Linked DNA regions of Homo sapiens: region 2 is linked to region 1. Evidence: read pairs that join two places in POLR2A ChIA-PET (ENCODE). Cell type or tissue: Panc1. All regions are shown on one strand. Each heading gives the region's core, and the rest is flanking DNA. Links, peaks and the distances in the headings are about the cores only. Region 1 overlaps NPTN (neuroplastin). Region 2 holds the start of LOC105370890 (a long non-coding RNA gene).

Region 1 (7,501 bases), core at 1,211-5,210:
CCACCTCCTATTCTTCCCTGGGCCTATGGCAAACAAACAACCCAGTTGTTTAGCGTTAGGCAGCCTCTTCCTGAATGCAGACCCTCAGGAGAACAAGACAGTCTGTACTTCACACCACAGTGAGATATTAATACTTTGTGGGTCAGCTCAGAAGTGGGACCAACAATACCAGCAACCCAACTCACTGCCAGCTAATGGAGGGACTGTGCCCTCCATAACCCCATAGATCCATTACCTAGAAAAATCTGAAAAGCTATGGTATTTGACAGGCTCCATACAGTTGAATTGCCTGGCTTCTAGAAGCCAGCTCAGAAGAATGAGAAATGTACCCTGATGAATTAAACTAAACACTAGGGTGAAAGCCAGGCCTCAACCAACACTCTTAGGAACTGCCCAGGAACTAAAGTTGATGCCTACCTCTAATTGCCCATAATTTGCTTGAGGTTACACTTCCATAAGACAAGGTGGAAATGGCAGAAAGAGTTAAAAAAAAAAAAAATCCAGGCTTAGTTTAAAAACTTGGAGTTAGGTCCATAGGAAACAAAATCAGAGTGCAAGCATACTCTCTCTTACCCTTCCACCCCACCTAGGGTTCATTCAGCATTTCTACTGATTCAGACAGTATCCGAAGGTATAAAGAGAGACACTAAAAGAGGGCATTCTGATTGGCTTGGAAACGTCCCCTGGGAGGCCTGCTGCATAAGCCAAGCCAGCCCCTGTGCAGTAAGCAGGGAGTGAGGTCAGGATCTGCCAACATCAAATTAAGAACATTCCAGAGGAAAGGATGAAATAAATGGAACTGTTTTCCTACAGTCCAGAAGCCAAGGATGTTAACAGGGCTAGCTGAAAATGGAGGTTACTAAGTGGAAAAATTCCTGTTTACATCCATAGCAGTATTTGCCTTTGGTGATAACCCCACACCATGGACTAAGAACATTAATGGAGGTACTATACTTACTCAAGTAGAGGCCAAGACCTCCAAATTCATACTAGTCTTTCAATTCCTGACATTTTCAGACTCTGGGGAGCACAGGAATGCAGTGATTAACAGGCTTAGACTAAACGTTCTGCCTTTAATATGCCATTTTAAACTACCTCTTCAGATCCAGCATGCATTCCTTGTAAGGAAATATCTACCAGAGGCCCCAAGAAGCCCAACAGATGTCATTCTCAGATGCAGGAGAAGCTTTAGAATTACAGAAAGGAGCCCCCAAGCCCCTGCATGAAGAGCTGAGCTCACTGCCCAATAAAGTGGTATCCAAGGAGCCATGTCTCGGTCTCACAAACTACCACCTGCCCACCTGTCAAAGTCAATGCCAGCTAATATAAACAAAGAAGTAAAGGAGGGCCGGGCGTGATGGTTCACACCTGTAATTCCAGCACTTTGGGAGGCTGAGGCGGGAGGATCATGAGGTCAGGAGTTCAAGACCAGCCTGGCCAGTATGGTGAAACCCCGTCTCTACTATAAACACAAAAATTAGTTGGGCATGGTGGTGCTCACCTGTAGTCCCAGGTACTCGGGAGGCTGAGACAGAAGAATCACTTGAACCCAGGAGGCGGAGGTTGCAGTGAGCCAAGATCGTGCCACTGTACTCTGCCCTGGGCGACAGAGCGAGACTCCGTCAAAAAAAAAAAAAGAAAGAAAGAAAGAAAGAAAAGGAAGGGAGGGAGGGAGGGGAAGTAAAGGAAGTTGGTTTTATTTATTTTACTACTGGCTCAATCACCAGAGAAAACTGGATATCAGTAAATCCCTGAAATGCAGTAAAAGTATTATTCTGTTTTAATCATATTCTTGACCATAAGTGGTAATCACAAATGGTCTTATCACATTATCTGTGAACTTGGGGAGTTACAGCCTCTCAAATGCGGTAATTATGTACTCGATTATGCCCTAGAACTGTTAGTGGATTTCTTTTGTACTTTTTCCCTTCTTCTGTATTGTACTTCAAAGCAGCCTTAGACTTAAGCCTGTTTATCAATCTGTTGACAATGCTAATGTAAAAAAGATGCCTGAAAGTATCCTTTCACCAAGAATCCATCCAATTCCACTGTAACCCCAAGTCCTAATAACACACAAGTCACAGGTAGCTGAGAAACAGTCTGACTATGATTCCCACTGCACACAACTGGGCGAGTCACTCAGCCAGATCATGCCACCCTGGGCAAGACTTCCTGCTAAGAGTAAGGAATGCTGATCTGAGTCAGTTCAATTTTCTACCTGTATCAAGGAAAATGGGACCAAGACAAAAATGTTCTTTGCATTAGTAAATTATAGGATGTATATTTAAATGAACTTTTAAAACACAAGATAAAAAACCCTTTAAAATGCCAACAATGGTCTTTGAAGGCCATTATTGTTATTACCATTATTAGACATATAGAGTAACAGTGACATTTTCTAAGTATGCATTATATGTTTAGGCAATGTGCTAAGCACTTTATTCATTATCATATTCAAAATTCATTTATTCATTATGATAAGTGCCATTATAATTTTTCTTAAAGATGTGGAAACTAACGTCCAAAAAAGTTAAATATTTTGCCCACGGTCACAAGCTAATAACAAAGAGTCTGGCCTGGAATCCAAAGTGAAAGCATGGTCTCTTAACACTTACCACAACTGTGGTCAATGTGTCTCACTGGCCTGAAAAGGTTTTTGTAGTTACTTAAGTTAAAGATATGCTTTGTCACCACTTAGTTTAATTAATAAATTAATTAATAATAATTCCTGGCCACAAAAAGCCAGGAACCTTTGACCAATTGTGCAACATACTATGATCACTAACTCCATAAAATTATAATCTTACTAGAGAATGGAGATAGAGAAGCACTGGGTCAAAGAGTTCTTAAAGCAACTGGGGGGAGGGTGAACAGTGTGAAAAGATAAGATGATTCTGAGGCAAGACTGCCTCTAGTTCTGATGATTCCAATGCCCTGCTCTGGAGAAGGCTGGCTTCAGAGAAGGAAGGAATTTACAAGACACTGGAAAAATTTCTCTGATGCTGTAGTCAGGAGCCAAATTAATAAAGGGCAGCACCTGAAAGTTTTATAAAACTCCGCAGTTTGCAAAGAGCTTCCACATACATCACATCTCATTTCATTCGCACAGTTCCACAAGGTTCATACATAGGGCAGGTGCGGAGACAGGTTTATGACTTGCCCAAAATCACTTAGGCAGTTAATCCTGAGTGGGGCTGGGACTAGAATGCAGGTCTTAGCTTAGTCTAGGGTTCTTTCCAATAAACTGTGCTGCCTCTAAACAAACTAAGGAATTCCTTGATAGCTGAACACTCATCAAAAACCATGAAAAGAGATCTATTCCCCCTCCAAACAGCATGGAAAAGAAAGAAAAGAAAAAGAAAAAGAGAAAAGAGAAAAGAACCCTCTTTACAAAGTACTGTGAAATCACAATTAGCAAGGGAAAGTTATTAGCAACCATCCACCTTATTATCCATCCAAAATTAGCTTCAATTCAGGAAAAGAACTGGCTCTCAGCAGCAGCAGCAGGAGGTTCAGAGCCTGACTCACTGCCCTGCCTTTCATTACTAAGGGCTTTCAAACAAATATGTACCTTCAACAAGAAAGCACACACTGCCTAAAGTTGGGAGGCCAACAGAAGCATCTGTTTGCTCTCTAGGTCAAGGGTCATCCAATATTTTGGAAAAACCCTAAATTTTGTAAGACAACCTCCTACCCCACCCTCTTCCCCACCATCGTCTCCACCCACTATCTTAAGTGACTGGGCCCAGATCTGCAAGAGTTTTGGGAAAGTATTAATATCAGTGCATTCAGAGCAACAGTGATAAAGAGGGAAACTGAACAGTGGTTACTGGCTTTGAGGGAGGAAGAGACTAGAAGCTGATGCTGGAGGGGGTAGCAGGCAGAGCATTAAAAATGGAGGCAGCAAACCCAAGAGAAGCGTAATGTAAAATTGCATAACTGGGGATGGGGGATGGGAGGCAAAGATGACAGCTGGGACTAGCAGCCGGAGAAAAGGAGGAGCTTGCTGGCAGGAAAAACTGGATGTGTGGATATGTAGCAGAGGGTGAGAAGAAAAAGGAAACACAGAAGAGCAAGTTGAGCCCAATCCCAGGAAAACTGCTTTCATATATGCCCTAAGGAAGTAAAAAAAGCTAGCCTAGCCCTATATAGGAGAGACTATCATGATTTTTCACATTTACCTCCAGGGCAACCCACAGAACAAGAAATCAGACTAACTTTCTCTCTCCCTCAACTGACTACTGCCAAGGCCAGGCCTTTAAGTCTTGCCTGCTTTTGTCACCTCTTTTAAAAACAGCTGTTCCCTTCAAACCCCCTCTACCTCTAATTCCCTGTGGCTGGCTCATGCTGTTCTCTCCTTCGTTCCTCGCAATAAAGAGAAAATGACAGCCAAGATCATAAGAGCGTTTCTCTCCTCTGTCTCTCTCACACACACACAAATTCAAATCGTCTACCTCAAAATAAAGACTGAGCAAGACCCACTGACATCTAAACGTGAATACAGGAACTATGAGTATTTCAAATGTCTAAAGGACCCTTAACTGCTGTGAGGCTGTCACAGACTTGAGCCTACACAAACTACTGTAGAGCCTGCCTATCCTTCCTGTTAATCAGGAAACAGATCATTCATCACTATTCCTTAACACCAAAGGCAGGTCAGAAGTCTATATGCACTCATTCTGTGTGTACTGACCAAGGGTAAGGCAGGCTTGAAGTCCTGGGAGCAGAGGAAATGGGGTAACCTCATTCTCTGCAGCAGGAAGAGGTACCACAGATTAGTCTCATCTCTAGGTAGAGATGGCAGCAATTACAAAACATTTTCCAAATTCAAACCTGCTCCTTCCACAGGTACCTTGATCAGGCAGATATGACAAAAGTTTGGAAATTAAGATCATCCCTATCACTAGCTTCTAAACCAGGGTCCACCCTTTATTCTGAAATTATACCATTCAAAATGACCAAAGGCATCTATACCAGCCAGCCTTCTGCTTTGGAAAAATAGGGGAATCTAGTTCATGCCAAGAGAAACTACATAGTTTAGTGACCAAATGCAGCAAACTCTAAAATCAGTTGTCTGGATTCACATAAGGCTCTGTCACTAACTGTATGACTGTAAGCAAGTGACCTAACCTCTCTGAGCTTCATCTCCCTAATCTGTAAAACGGGACTAATAATAGCAGCTACCTCACAGGGTTATTGTGAGGATTATATGAGATAACATAGCTTAAAACAGTACCTGACACATAGTAAGCACTCAATAATGTTAGCTATTATTATATGTCTCCATAGAAATAAGTGCTAAACAGGCCACGGGCAGCAGCCTGCAGCACTGCTCCACAACAGGCTGGGAAGCAGAACTTCACATCCAAAATGAGCTTAACTTAAAATCCAAGTTCTTCAAGAAACAACAAAAAACTAACCTTAACCTTCCAAATAAAATGAGAACCAGAACGGAAATGTTAACTGCAGAAGGGAATGAAAAAGAAGGGAATTCTTCATTCCTTCCTATCTTTAGAGCAAACTGGAATGAACAAAGTGATAATAGCAGACACATGTATGTGGACTCAAGGAATTAGCAAGTGTTTTCAGAGTTATAAACCATTAAATCTAAGATATTATGAATAATCTGGAAAGTCCAAGAATAATAAGAATAAAGAGAGGCAGTACAAATTCTCCTTTTCAAAAAAAATTCTTTTAAAGTAGAAAATAATCCTATCAATTATAAATCAGGCTGCTTAACAATATTTGGGAAGATACTGGATATTGAACAGGCCAAACTGTTAATTTACAAAATATAAGATGTAGTTATGGAATCTGAGATCATGTCACATTAGCTTAATTTCAGCCTAAGAAAAGGTGTCAGGTTTTGAGTCAGCACCTCCACAACACAAATTCTCTTAACTTTAAGCAGTTTCTTCAAATGGGAATGATGCCACTTTCTTTATAGGGTAGTTGTGAAAATCATGTTACATTATGTGTAAGAGTTCTGTAAACTACTCTATGCAAATGTTAAGTTACTTTAGGACAGACAAGAAATAAGCATTTGGTATGACGGATCTCCCTCAACAAAAACTTTCATTCAGTCCTGTTGCCAATTCCTACTGACAAGCTAAACAAGCATGATCTACCTAGATCTACAGGTTTAAAAAAAAGTCAATGACAAAAAAGAAAAAAATTTAAAAGTATGATTTAAAAAAAAACATGGGCCGCTCACACTCATAATCTCAGCACTTTGGGAGGCCAAGGTGGTCTGATCGCTCGAGTCCAAGAGCTCGAGACCGGCCTGGGTAACACGGCAAAAAACTGTCTCTTCAAAAAATTAGCCAGGTGTGGTGGTGCAAGTCTATGATTCCAGCTACTCAGGAGGCTGAGGCAGGAGAATCACCTGAGTCCAGGAAGTTGAGGCTGCAGCATGCTGGGGTCACAACATTGCACTCCAGCCTGAACGACAGAGGAGACCCTGTCTCAACAAAGAAAGAAAACAAAAATTATGGGAATCTCTCAACTCAGAAAAATATAACCAAAGTTTTGCATATTTCAGGGGTCTTCCAGACCCTGAGTCTAGATTGTACTACTGTTAGATGAGTGAACAGTTAAGGGTCTATTAAGATGAGAGCTCACCTTATAGGGAAATGAGCCATGGTTTAAAAAACTTGGGATGGATTTTTCCATTTCTTCAACCTCAGTTTCCTCATCTGAAAAATGGGGACAATGATTCCTATCTTCTTCATAAGGTCATGGCAAGATTCACATGAACAATGTACATAAAATTACTTTGTAACCTGTAAAGCTATAAATGTAATAACATGTCAGTTTTATGCAAGCATTCTACTCTATTAGGTAAAGAATGATCTAAGGCCAGGCGCAGTGGCTCATGCCTGTAATCCCAACACTTTGGGAGGCTGAGGTGGGAGGACTGCACCAGTCTGGACAACATGGTGAAATCCTGTCTCTACCAAAAATAGCTGAGCATGGTGGTATGCACCTCTAGTCCCAGCTACTTGGAAGGCTGAGGTAAGAGGATCAATTGAGCCTGAGAGGTTGAGGCTGCAGTGAGCTATGATCATTCCACTGCACTCCAGCCTGGTGACAGAGTAGAGACCCTGTCTCAAGGGGGGGGGGGGAAAAGAATGATCTAAACTAGTCCTGAGTGTTCTATTAACATACCTCAAAAGCAGTGTGGAAGAAACTGGGGGCAGGGCTCACACACATCCATGAAGGAGGGGGATGTCTACTGGACTGACTGTTTCCAAATCTTTCCATTTTCCAAAAGAAAAAAGCACTGCAAACCACTGATCCAGAAAATTAACATGTTTCAAATAGAAAGTGACATTAAATGAGGTAAGGCTGCCAGAAATTAATAAAAATGATTTAGAATAAATTCTGGTTAAAAAAAAAAAATCTTACAAAAATAGAACCTGACATCAGACCTGAGAAACAGAAAGAATTGGAAAATGTAGGTCGGGTGCGGTGGCTCATGCCTGTAATCCCAGCACTTTGG
Region 2 (7,501 bases), core at 1,728-5,727, 260 kb before region 1:
CCTAACCCTCGAGGTGATGGCATTTGGAAATGAGGCCTTCGGAAGGTCATCAGGTCATGAAGTTGGCACCCTCATGAGTGGGATGAGTGCCCTTATAAAAAGAGACCAGACAGAGACGATCTCTTTGTCCTGTGAGGGCACAGGGAGAAGGCGGCCGTCTACAAGTCAGAAAAAAAAAAGGCCTTACCAGAAGCCCCCGTGCTGGCACTCTCAACCCAGACTGCCAGCCTCCAGAGCTGTGGGAAGTAGTGTTTGTTATTTCAGCGCCCCCAGCCTCTGTTGTTTATGTTGTCACAGCCTGAGCTGACTGAGACACCAACCTTCAGAACCCAGCCCTCTGCCACAGACAGGAAAGCTGCGCAGGAGGCCAAGGGTACTGGAGGCACAGACGGGGGCCCGTGGGGGCAGGACAGCAGCCTCCCCGAGGCACATGGCTGAGTGCTGAGCTGGGGTAATGAGGCAGGCCTGCCCCAGGGTTGGAGAGTCCAGGACAAGGGGCAAATCAGGTTCCACAAGCCACAGATTTGGATATTTAAAGTCGTAACTCAAGCCAACAAACTGTTAAAGAAAATATATTCTATTCTCCTACCTTGACAGAAGGCACCATCGTAATGCCCTGGAGGGCCAGACTTGAAATGAGAACTCTTACAAAACCACACCAGAGCACAGCCCACCTCCCTTCTCTTCCCTGACTGTGCCCCCCAGCAGAGGACCCTGGCCCACAGCCAAGCCACATCCATGCCACTCCTGCGAACAGCCACTTGTAAGTGGGTCAAGGGGTGGGCACAGAGGCAGAATGGTCCCCTCAGGACATCCTGGGAACGGCCCTGCACAGGCCTTGACAGCAAGCTTAGAGGTGTCTGTGCCAGGAATGCTGGGTACCCAAGTGTGGTCAAGAAAGAGTTGCAAAGAGCCCCCAGACTCCTCACTGTGGGGAGAGGAGCCTTCCGGAGTGGGGGCCAGTGGGGCCCTTCTTTCCTGGGTCTCGGGGCAGTACCCTTAGAAAGACCCAAATGTCTATGCCATGTCCCCTGGAAGTCAGCCTGTGTCAGTGCCCAAGAAAGCCCCCCTCCCTATGGGGGTCAGGGAGGAAAGTCTTGCCCTTGCTTGCCCAGAGCTCATAGTCTGGCTGGGGAAGGAAGCCGCACCCAGGAAAGGGACTTGGGAACATGTATATAGAAACCCAGCAACAGAGGAAGGCAAGCAGGGCACAATGGGGAGGTGAGTAGAGAGGCTGGTCCAGGCTCTGAGCACCCCCAGCCCAGATGCTGCTGTGGGGCTGGACAGCACGGCTGGTAGCAGAGCCCACAGCCACAAGCATGCCGTTCTCCTCCCACCCCTGGCTTGTCAAGGCAGCAGGAATTCTGCTGAAAGTTTCTTTAGTTGAGGAGGGTATCAAAGTCTAGGGCATCTCTGGAAGCACCCTGAGTGGGGTCTCCCTGGCTAAAGGGCTCCCCAGGATGCAACTGTGTTGCCGCCATCACAAGGGGCTGTGGAGACCGGCAATGCTCCTCCTCTGATGAAGGCAACCTTCCCTGTGCTCCTCTTTCAAGCCCTGGGATACCCCCAGTTCCTTGCTTCTGTCATGCCTAAGACACACAGGTGGACTCAGAGTAACACAAATTGGCTCGTATGTCCAGCTGTCTCGGTCTATCTCTACGTGGACACATCCAAAACCTGTTTCCATCTCACAATTGGTGTCGCTGTTCGTGAGGCTGAGCAACAAAAACCCACCAGCCAGCCGTGAGTGAGTCTCTCATCCCTCCCCACATCCCATCAATCCAGGTGGTTTTGGCTCTACTGCCTAAGTGGACATCTCAAAGCCATTTACTTCCCTCCAATCCCAATATGACCCCAATCTAAACACCCGCAAGATGACAGCCCCAACCTCTTGATGAGGCTCCCCGCCCCTCCAAGCCACTCTCAACCAAGCAGCTAGAAAGACCTCTTGGAGACATAAATCAGACCATGTCACTCTCTTACCATAAACCTTCCAATGACTTCCCACTGCACCCATGAATACACTCCAAATGCCAACTGTGGCCCTCGGCATCTCGGCTCCCAACTACCGGCCTCCCTGACTCTGCCCAAAGCCATCTCTGGCCACAGCGGCCTTCCTTCATGTCCTTGAATGCCCCAGGCCAGTTCGTGCTTGCCCCAGGCCCTCAGTACTGGGCTTGCTCTTCCATCTGCCTGCGTGCTGCCTCCAGCTCCTTCTTGTCATCCTGTCTTGGCTCAAAAGCCACTTCCATGGAAAGGAAGGACACTGGATCCCTGTGTGTGACACAGCCAAGGGCTCTCCCTTCCCATTCTCACTGTGACTCTTTGCCCTGATGAATTTCCTTCCTGGAGTTCTCACTATCTGAAATGACATTCACTGACTTGCGTGCTGCTGCACGAGGCAGGGCTCCTCTCTACTTCTCACTTCTGTGTTCCTCCATGCTTAGCACAAGCAGGCATCAAAAATATCTGCTGATTGCCTGAATAAATGCGCGTACATCTAAATGAATGAGTGGGTACCATATGGGAGCTCAAGGAAGCCTCCGGGCATGGCTAGAAAGAGTCCCAGACTGTCACAGGCCACAGTAACTGCTCCTTTGGACAGATCACGCTGGGCCTTAAAGACAGAGCATCGAAGGTGGCATGTTTTCCTGCAATGACCTCCTTTCCTTCTGTATCGCCTTTATCTTTTCATTACTCCTTTTCTTCTAAGATCAGGTCCTTGTCTAATTGTGCCTTTATCGTGATCTCAGCAATGAACACGGCACAGAGCATGTGGTAAGGTTTCAGGAACTGAGAAGGGCTTCGTGATGAAGGTGAAGGCAATGGTGACAGTGACGAGAATGGTGGTCAGCAGGGCTCCTGCTAGTGTAGACAGTGGAAGAACAAAAAGGTACCCGCTCTGGGCAGATGCAGCCCACAGGGAACCTACCCTTGTCCCTGTGGGAAGAACCAAGGTGCCTTCTCCTGCAGGGGACACAGACTTCCGTGTCCTACTGAGAGCATGGTGGTGGTGAAGCCTGGAACTGCGGTGAGGAGGACTGTGGGCACTGGGGTGGTGGGTGCAGGTGGCAGGGCTGGAGAGGTGTGTTTCAGGTGGTTTTTAGACACCACAAAGCTGGAGCGCCAACAACGCACAGTCTGAGCTGCCTGGGAAGAGCTGGTGGGGGCACATCCATTCAGGTTAGGGGGTGCCCTAGATTTGAGGACACTCACCTCACCTGCACCACTCTCCAGCACCTGGGAAGTGGTTGCCGAGAACAAGGCTGGACGTTGCTGGGAGAGGCTGCTAAACACTGGTGTGTCCCCACTGTTGGCTGGGGCCACAGGCCACCGGAGAGTCAGTTGCACCAGGCAAATATTTGCCTTGCTCTTTATATTTCATTAGAACTCCCTCTTACGATGTTGGTTCTGACTGCAGGGGTTGAGCACCTTCATTTCCAGGCCACTACAAGCCTTGCCCGTCAGGCGGTCCAGGCAGCTCACTCTGCCACACATGGAACTTGGGGAAGCCCTGCTCTCACTCCTTCTGCAGTTTCTCAACTGCAGTGCAAGGACAGAGCCACTGCCTTTTCCACCCCGAGCCTCAGTTTCCTCATCTGTGGAATGGGTAATTGCCAGATCTCAGGGCTATCATGGGGGTCAGGTGAGATCATATCCACCACTAGCACATGGTAGGCACTCAGGACATGTTGGTTCCTTTCCTTCCCTCTCTTTCCCAGCCCTCCCAACAAAGAGTTGATTTCTCAGTCCCAAGGAGAGGCCAGAAATTGGAGGTCTGGCTGCTGCTGTTTCCACCAAGGCCTCTTCCTGGGGCCTGATTGAATCCTCTCCTGTGGATTCATTTTCTCCTCATGGAAGAACAACTTCCACCTGTGTCTCAAGAACAAGTGTCTGCGTTGAAGACAGCAACCCCAGGCCTGGCAGAACAGGCTGCTGCATATGCATGCTGGGTGCAGTTTGAAGGCAGCTGCACTGAGGGTCATGCCGGGTCCCATCCTGGGTGCAGGAGACAGGGCCAGTACCCACGCCCCAGGACCTCTCCTTGTGTCATCTCCACTTCTCGCAGATGCCAAGCACCTGATTCTGAGATGAGGCAATCAAGGTCTACAGGATGAGGGGACTCATCAGAGGCCACACAGCAGCCCCAGCTGGCCTTCTGCCTCCAGCCCCTCTTTGGCCACTTCAGGCTGCCAAGGGAGAGGAGAGACTTCTGGGATGGGTCACTGGAGTGCTGAGCCTTGCAGGGTAACGTCCAAAGAAGGGTAACCATGGTTTCTAACAATAGCCTCCATGCCTGGAACAAGCTCACACCTCGGAGGGAGGGAGGAGGCATGGCTGGAGAGGCTCGGGAGGGAGTCTGCTGACCCAGATCGCCCAGGATGGAGGCAAGAGGCTTGCATCCTCCAAGATGGTGGCCCACCTGCGCTGACTCACAAGACTGCCTGACTGCCACCAACACTTAGGAGATCTCCTGGGGGCCTGGTCTGGGCCCGGCTGGGGGAGGCAGTAGAAGCCTGGGGTCAGGAGTCTAGCTTCTTGCAGTGCCAGGCAGCCTGGGGCAAGCTTTCCCCAGTCTGTGGGAGGCAAGCTCCCTAGCCCCAACCGAGGGCATCCTCCTTCACGTTCCGTGAGCTACAACAAGGTCTTCAGAATCAGCTAACATAAACCTTGCCAAGGCAGATGGGAGCTGGGGACTGGGCCCCAGGGAGCCACAGCTTCAGAGAACATCATTATGTGCCTCACAAGTGGGGAAACTGAGGCCCAAAGGAGGAAAGAGACTCATAGAGGGACTTGAAAGAGGAGATTAGGGCAGGGTTTTCTGTACTAAATACTCTCCTCAGCTCTCATGTGGACCTAGGGCTCCAAAGGGTCTTTCTGCTGCTGCCTCTGGGCCAAGCAGAGGTGGGAGAAGCCCCCGGGCTGGAGTGGCCTGCTATGGTCCTGGAGACAGGGTTCCTGGGGCCAGCTGGGAAACCCCAGTCCAATCTCAGGGGTCCAGTGAGAGCCCTAGGCTGGCCAGTGTGCCCGGCAGAAACTAGCTCAAAGCAATTTTCTTCCCAGCTGGTAGGAGAGATAAAGGTTTGTGTGTGGAAGGGTGAGAGTCATCCATCTGGCCTCCTGGGATCTTCTTCCTCCCCACGAGATGGGGCGGCACGTCTAGTTCAGAGGCCTGACTCAAGGCCTCCTGGGGCCTCTGCCTCCCCCAGAGAAAGGCCAGGACCAGCGCCTGACCAGTTCTGGGTGCCCAAGAGGGTGGCCTGGCCAGGGTGGCAGTGGGGACAGGAGCCCTGGGCCTGAGCTCCCAGGATGCATAATGTGGGGACGTGAAAGACAAGCTTAGCTCCAACCCACGACTCACCCTGTCCAGCCACTGGCATCTCTGCCAACTCCTACAAAAGACCACAGCCCTCAGGCCCTGGAGGAGTAAGGTCAGCCCCTGGGAGGCTGAGGCCTGGAGACACGAATGGATGCTGGAGGAGGGAAAGAGCTGGCGTGTCTCTGCTTTTCATGGCAGTCTAGCTGTGGGTCCAAGACATGCAGAAGGTTGGGGGTTTCTCAGGGTCTGAGGGAGCCAACCTGGTCCTACATTTCCACCTGCGACGGAAACCAGGAGACAAGTGTGTCAGAGCATGAGGGGAAACACGCCTCCATCTTTCCTTCACAGCCCCTCAGAGTGGACCCAGCCGCACCCTCCAGAGTCACTGTCCCCTCTCAGCCCTCAGCTCAGACCACCTGCCACATCTCTGCACATCTCTGTCTCACAGGCACCTCCAACTCAACCTGTTGCACAGATCTCCTCCCCTGCCACTGCCCTCCCACTCTCTGCCAACAGTCGTCCTAGTCCTTTGATCCCAGCGCCCACCCAGGCCAGCACAGGTGGGTGCCCGGCAAGCACTTGCTGGACTGAATGAAGTCCAGTCCCCCATGGAGGGGCCCCAGCCATGAAAGGAAACAATCGTAGAATCAAAGTCATTCCCTTTCCATCTGAGAAGGCGGGAAGTGCATGGAACAGGAAGACAGGAGGCCTAGGCCAAAAGCCCTACCACTGGGGCGGCTGGCCTTTCTGATCTTCAGTTTCCTCACTTGACACATGAGGATCATAAATCTTGCCCTGTTTCTCTTGACAGCTAAGTATGGGGAACCAAGGAAATGTTACTAAGACAACTTGGTGGGGAGGGAGGTAGGTGTGTGTGTGTGTGTGTGTGTGTGTGTGTGTGTATAAATATATATATATTATAAATATAAATAACATCTATTTATTTATTTTTTTGAGACGGAGTTTCACTCTTGTTGCCCAGGCTGGAGTACAGTGGTGCGATCTTGGCTCACTCTGCAACCTCTGCCTCCTGGGTTCAAGCAATTCTCTTATTTCAGCCTCCCGAGTAGCTGGGATTACAGGCGCCCACCACCACGCCTGGCTAATTTTTTGTATTTTTAGTAGAGACGGGGTTTCACCACGTTGGCCAGGCTGGTTTTGAACTCCTGGCCTCAAGCAATCCACCCATCTCGGCCTCCCAAAGTGCTAGGATTACAGGCGTGAGCCACCGCGCCCGGCCAGGAGGGACACATATTAAACAGTTCTTCTGCACCAGGCTTCATGCTAAGGCTTTATAAACATCAGGTACAACTTATACCTATTTTGCAGATAAAGAGACTGAGGCACAGAGAGGCAAAGTGGACCCAAAGCTACATGCTAGGCAGTGTGGAGCCGGGATTTTAACTTGGGTCTTAAATGCGCCATTCCACTACACCGGGGTGGGACAGCCCACACTATGTGCTGGGGGCCAAGAGGGCTAGCTGGATTCTGTCCCAGTTCTACCAGAGGTCTAACTGCATGACCTTGGGAGAGTCACGGCCCCTCTCTGTCAGCATAAGTAATGTGAATTTTCCAAGCCAAAGAGAATTTCTGCCATGGAGGGACGCTGCCAAACTGGTGCACACACTTCTCCTATGGCACATGCGTTCATGACGCCTCTGACCATCAGCCATAGGTGCTGCCAGTCGAGGCCCAGGCTGCTGCTGGGGGTGAGCATGGGGGGCTTCATGTCCTGAACATGGGAACTTCTGCCAGGCAAGCAGGGGGTCCTGGAGGCTGGGAAGTCAGCCACGCGGCACAGGGATGGAGCGGGAAATGGCCCTCCATGGAAGCTTGTCCCGCCCACAGGTGGCAGGGATCCAAGGTGGGCTGTCTCACAGAGAGAGTAGGCCCTCCAGGCTGGCCTGCCTGCCGCTGCTGCCAAGTTGTGTAACTTGGGTGGGTGGCAGACACAGACCGAAGCACTTGGCAAGGTCAGCTGCTCTTCCTCCCAGCAAAGCCCTTAGCTCCTCTGCTGCAGATGACTGCTTCAGCCCATGGATGAGTGAGGTTTGTTCACAATGCAGTTGGTCCGCCCAGTTCTTTTTCAATGTTTTATTTTCCTCCTGTAGCCAGTGTTCACAGCCCCTAGGATCCCTTTACAGTTTCTGAGCACAAGACTCCAACTTGCCCGCGTGATTT

What was found. ChIA-PET counts read pairs that join two places held together with the same protein. Peaks named below come from ENCODE experiments on the same cell type or tissue, not always from the same donor. Only the 100,000 strongest peaks of a DNase experiment are listed, where the experiment ranks them.
Region 2: POLR2A ChIA-PET joins it to region 1 with 5 read pairs; 2 of 35 experiments call an interaction of 5 or more read pairs at or near these places.

What each region holds. Positions count from the first base shown.
Region 1 is chr15:73,597,988-73,605,488 of GRCh38, forward strand. The region is part of intron 1 of NPTN (neuroplastin); the gene reads right to left. Among named protein-coding and RNA genes, the nearest start is that of NPTN, 32 kb to the right of the region's middle. In Panc1, for the core only: no CTCF peak of the experiment used is centred there; DNase peaks (open chromatin) are centred at 2,034, 3,374, 3,688 and 3,834; H3K27ac peaks cover 621 bases.
Region 2 is chr15:73,334,882-73,342,382 of GRCh38, forward strand. The region is part of intron 2 of HCN4 (hyperpolarization activated cyclic nucleotide gated potassium channel 4); the gene reads right to left. It overlaps LOC105370890 (a long non-coding RNA gene), which reads left to right and starts at 379. Exons shown (of 6, transcript NR_188273.1): 1 at 379-451; 2 at 598-763; 3 at 6,132-6,184; 4 at 7,432-7,501. In Panc1, for the core only: no CTCF peak of the experiment used is centred there; no DNase peak of the experiment used is centred there.